2 separate regions of the Homo sapiens genome follow, and region 1 is linked to region 2. A link is an interaction called in ENCODE POLR2A ChIA-PET data of the cell type or tissue named here. Cell type or tissue: CD4-positive, alpha-beta T cell. All regions are shown on one strand. Region 1 overlaps LDLRAP1 (low density lipoprotein receptor adaptor protein 1). Region 2 overlaps RHCE (Rh blood group CcEe antigens).

Evidence for each region. ChIA-PET counts read pairs that join two places held together with the same protein. Peaks named below come from ENCODE experiments on the same cell type or tissue, not always from the same donor. Only the 100,000 strongest peaks of a DNase experiment are listed, where the experiment ranks them.
Region 1: POLR2A ChIA-PET joins it to region 2 with 10 read pairs; 2 of 35 experiments call an interaction of 5 or more read pairs at or near these places.

The regions. Positions count from the first base shown.
Region 1 is chr1:25,555,577-25,558,076 of GRCh38, reverse strand. It overlaps LDLRAP1 (low density lipoprotein receptor adaptor protein 1), which reads right to left. Exons shown (of 9, transcript NM_015627.3): 4 at 810-924. Among named protein-coding and RNA genes, the nearest start is that of LDLRAP1, 13 kb to the right of the region's middle. In CD4-positive, alpha-beta T cell, no CTCF peak of the experiment used is centred here; a DNase peak (open chromatin) is centred at 1,216; H3K4me3 peaks cover 575 bases; H3K27ac peaks cover 2,104 bases.
Region 2 is chr1:25,375,981-25,378,480 of GRCh38, reverse strand. All of the region lies in intron 7 of RHCE (Rh blood group CcEe antigens), which reads left to right. Among named protein-coding and RNA genes, the nearest start is that of TMEM50A, 39 kb to the right of the region's middle. In CD4-positive, alpha-beta T cell, no CTCF peak of the experiment used is centred here; no DNase peak of the experiment used is centred here.

The sequences.
Region 1 (2,500 bases), 180 kb before region 2:
ACCAAGGTTCCCACTCATCCCAGCTAAGATGTGGTCAGGGGGTGTCCTGGAAATGAGACAAGGAGCTCTGAACTCCCCAGTCACGCAGGGAGGGGAAGAAACGTGGGTTTAAACCCCCACTCTAACCCTGACAGCAAGATAGCTGGCCTCTGGGAGTCTGTTTCCTCATTAAAACTTTAAAAAAAAGAAGAAAAAAAAATGGAGAGAGTAACAGTTGCCACCTTGCAGAGCCGTGAGAATTAAACGAGTGAAGACCTGGAAGCCTAGCACTAGAATGCACACACAGGAGGCACCGAGAGACGGTCACTGTCCTCCACACTCTGGTCACAGCTGGAATGAACTCACAGGAGGCACCAAGAAACAGCCATTGCCCTCCACACTCCAGTCACAGCAAGCCTGGTTCTCTGACGGCTCTCGCCTTTGCCTTCCACCCTAGGCCCCCCTGATCTCCCATTTCCGAGGACCAATCACCAGAAGGCCCTGCATCCCTAGACCATATTAAAGACAGGAGATCCAAAACAATCTCAACCCAGCAAATCCCGTTACAGAGAGAACAGGCCCAGACACACACTGGGGACATGGGCCAGCTACTGCCCACACAAAGCTGACCGGCGGTTCACCTGCCTGCCTGCAGCCCCACCACTGTACCCCTTAGCTCTCGGCACCCACTTGGGGTTCCCAGAGATTTCACCCTCTTCTTAAGTAATGGTCACCTTTGGGTCCTGCCTCCCACACCAGACAGCCCCCCACCCAGAGCAAGGCTGCCAAGGCCACTGGACCCTGTCCCCGCCCCAGCCCTCCCCGCTGACCATCTTCCGCTTGGTGCAGAGGAAGGCGTGGCACTCGAGGCTCTGGTTGTGCTGGCTCTGGGCGATGTATGCAAACACCTTGTCGTGCATCTTGTCTGCTGTGCAATAGGAGATCCTGAAAGGCAAGGAGGAAGCATCACCAGACCTGGCACAGGGGCCTGAGCACATGTGGGAAGCCCTGCAGGGCAGCTCCCCTGAGTTGCAGAGAACCTGCTATTCCCACTCCACCAGGGCAGACTCTGGGAATCCAGCCTTGGCCTCCAGGCTGGGTACCTAGGCCATCTGTGCAGGAGGGGCCCAGGCCAGGCAGGAAGGAAGGAATGGGGTAAAGACTGGAAGCAGGGCACTTCCCCCTCTCCCTCCCATCCCACACTGAGCCACACCCCAAAACAGTAATAGCTGAACCCTTACCACATACCAGGCAATGTGCCAAGAGCTTTCTAGACCTCACCTCATGTGATTCTCAAAGCTACCCTCTGAGACGGGTTCTATCACTATCCATGTTTTTCAGATGAAGTAAACTGAGGCTAAAGACCTGAGCCCAGACCTGAACTCACTTGTAGGACTCCAGAGGCCATGACTGCCATGCTGCCTCTTAAGGCTGTGTGCCAACTGGCCAGAAGGGGAAGCAGAAAGCAGGACACTCCCCTGCTCACCAATGCCCTTCACCTGGCCTCCCCCACCCCACCTGCCCTCCGATCCATGCCCCTGCCCAGAGGTCTGGTGAGATTCAGGTCCATCTCTCTCAGGGTGACTGGGACACTTGCAAGTTCTGGAGCTGTGGCCAGGGGTGAAGAGCTGGGAGTAGGGGTGGGGTGCGTGTGTGACGAGGACCCAACAAGGAGCCCCAGTGGGCCCGGGAGGAGACACACAGCAACTCCCTCTGCATGGAGCACCCTCTCTGCCCCCAGTCGCACCTGTAACCTAGGGGCCACCCGAGCCCTCGGCCTCCCACCCTCCCTCACTTGTCTGGTCCCTCCTCGTTGCCTCCAGTCAGCCTCAGAGTCTCAATCGGGGAGGGGCCGGTAGCCCAGAGGTGGGGCAGGAGCACCACAGACTCACCCCTCAACCCAGAGGTGGGACAGGAGCGCCATAGACTCACCCCTCAACCATGTGGCCCCAGCTTCAATCACAGGCATCAACACCCCGGTGGGCAGAGCGTGAAGGTGTTAGGTCCCTGCCTACCTCTTCTCCATCCCAGGGGGTCCAGCTTCCTGCTCTAAATGTTACTGGGTCCTTGGTAACAACAAACTAGATCCTATTATTCTTCAAGCCCCAGCAAGGTGCCGCCTCCCCTGGGAGGCCTTCCGGGATTTCCCCAGGCAGATCTCCTCCTTGCCTTTTTGGAACACTATGCTCTATCTCCTGTTTCCTCCCGACTATACCCAACTAGAGTGGAAGCTCCTTGAGGGCAATGAGCAGGATTGGAGTCCTCATCTGGCACAGACGTTGGCAGAATAGGTATCTGAAACTGTTGACTAAAGGAAGGCAGGTATGATCAGGCCGGTGAGAGGAAGACATCAGCCAGACCCCCACAACACACATCTACTGACCCTACTACTGGCCTGTGCACCAACGGGCTGAGCCATCTGCTTAGAGACAAAGCAAGAGGGTGGAGGGATGCCAGGCAGACGGGAGCCTGCTGGACAGGGCTCTGGCCCGGATATCCTAGTTCCAGTTTAGCTACTACC
Region 2 (2,500 bases):
GGAACAAGTGTTCCATTGTGTGAATGCAGCAGAATTTATTTATCCATTATTGAGGAGGATTTGGGTAGTTTCCAGTTTGGAGCTATTATGAATATTCTAGTATTGCTCCTCTGAACATTCTAGCACTTTTGTTTTTGGAGCACACGAATGCACTTCTGTTGATTATATGCCTAGAAGTGAAATTGTTGAGTTATACAGTATTCACACAGTCAGCCTTAGTGGCTACTGCTAAACAGTTTTCTCTAGTAGTTTGCGCCAATCTAATCACCAGTAGTGTATAGAAGCTCCTTTTACTCCACATTTTGTTAACACTTGGTGTTTTCCTTCTTTTTGATTAGTCATTTAGCAGTGAAACCTATTTTTTACATTTTGATATCTCCAATAACTAACTAAATGGAGCACTTTTAATATGCTTTTTGGACAGTTGAATATCTTTTCTTGTGAAATGTCTATTCAAGTTAGTTTGCCCATTTTCTATTGTGGTGTTCTGTCTTTTTCTTATTGATTTTAGGAATTCCTTACATATCCTGGATATGAATCCCACTATGTGGCTTACCTTTTTCCTTCTTTCTTTTTGAAACAGAGTCTCCTTCTGTCACCCAGGCTGGAATGCAGTGGCGCTATCTCAGCTCACTACAACCTCTGCCTCCCAGGTTCAAGCAATTCTCATACTTCAGCCTCCTGAGTAGCTTAGATTACAGGTGCATGCCACCATGCCCACCGAATTTTTGTATAGACAAAATAATTTTTGGTAGAGACAGGGTTTTGCCATGTTGGCCAGGCTGATCTTGAATCCTAGCCTCAACTTTGGCCCACCTTGGCCTCCCAAAGTGCCAGGATTACAGGTGTGAGCCACCATGCCCAGCCCACCTTTTACTTTCTTAATGGTGTCTTTTGAACAAGGAGGTTCTTAATTTTAATATAGCCCAATTTATCATTGTTCCCTTTATGCTTAGTTCTTTTATGTCCTGTTTAAGAATTTTTGCAGCCAGCTCGGTGGCTCACACCTGTAATCCCAGCACTTTGGGAGGCTGAGGCTGGCAGATCACAAGGTCAAGAGATCGAGATCATCCTGGCCAACATGGTGAAACCCTGTCCTTACTAAAAATACAAAAAATTAGCTGGGCGTTGTGGCTCTTGCCTGTAGTCTCAGCTACTCGGGAGGCTGAGATCACGCCACTGCACTCCAGCCTGGTGACACAGCAAGACTCCATCTAAAAAAAAAAGAAATTTGCAAGGTCATGCATATGTCCCCCTGAATTTTTTTCTAAAAATCACTTAATTTTAGATCAATGAATTGAGTAATTGACTCCATTTTTCAGTCATTCAACAAACATTTCCCTGAGGTTTTGATAACCTGAACTGTGTTTGGAGCTGGGGAGGAAGCAAACTATTGAATATATACAAAGATGGCAAAGATGAGGGCCTGGAGCTTGCCACACGGAAGGGGGGATGGCTGCCTGAATGGTTGGGCAGGTAGTTGTTGACATCTGCACTCCCTACAAGAGCAGCAGGGTGGCAACTCTTTTTATCTTTTTAATTTATTTTTCTTTTCTCTTTTTTTTTTGAGATGGAGTCTTGCTCTGTTGCCCAGGCTGGAGTGCAGTGGCGTGATCTCAGCTCACTGCAAACTCCACCTCCTGGGTTCACACCGTTCTCCTGCCTCAGCCTCCTGAGTAGCTGGGACTGCAGGCACCTGCCACCACTCCCGGCTAATGTTTTGTATTTTTAGTAGAGAAGGGGTTTCACTGTGTTAGCCAGGATGGTCTCCATCTCCTGACCTCATGATCCACCCGCCTCGGCCTCCCAAAGTGCGGGGATTACAGGTGTGAGCCACCACACCCGGCCTTAATTTATTTTTCTAGTCTGCAGGTAATTCTTTTTAATTCTCTCCACTCTCCTATGATCTTATGAGGTAGGGACTGTGATTATTTCTCCCACTTTATAATGAACAATCAGTAAAGACAGGGAAGATAACCAAATGACATACAAGGTGGGGTCCACCCCATGAGGCTGCAGGCTTGGAGCTTTCCTTTGTCTTAAAAATGAGAACATGAGCTGCCCACCTGTTGAGACAAGAAATAGGAAAGGCTTAAAAAACTGGCTTGTTGTGTACAACTATCCGTGGGGCTGCAGTGAACGGGCTGGCAGTGCCCAGGTGCATGCTGAACCCTGGGACAATCACATTCAGCATCCAGGGGCCCCCGTAATAGCTTAATGTTTGAATTGAACCCCTGGGGTTGCCTTGAAGGAGAGAGATCCTGGAAGTATGTTCAAGGGGTAGGGATGGGCAGGGGAGATGGGTCTGAAAGCCAAGCTCTACCCCACCCACCTTGCCCCAAGAGAAATAGAACCTTCATCTTTAATTGCCTAACGAGAAAACTGGGGCTGGCCAGATGTGGTGGCTCATGTCTGTAATCCCAGCAATTTGGGAGGCCAAGGCGGGCAGATCACTTGAGGTCAGGAGTTCGAGTTCAGCCTGGTCAACATGGTGAAACCC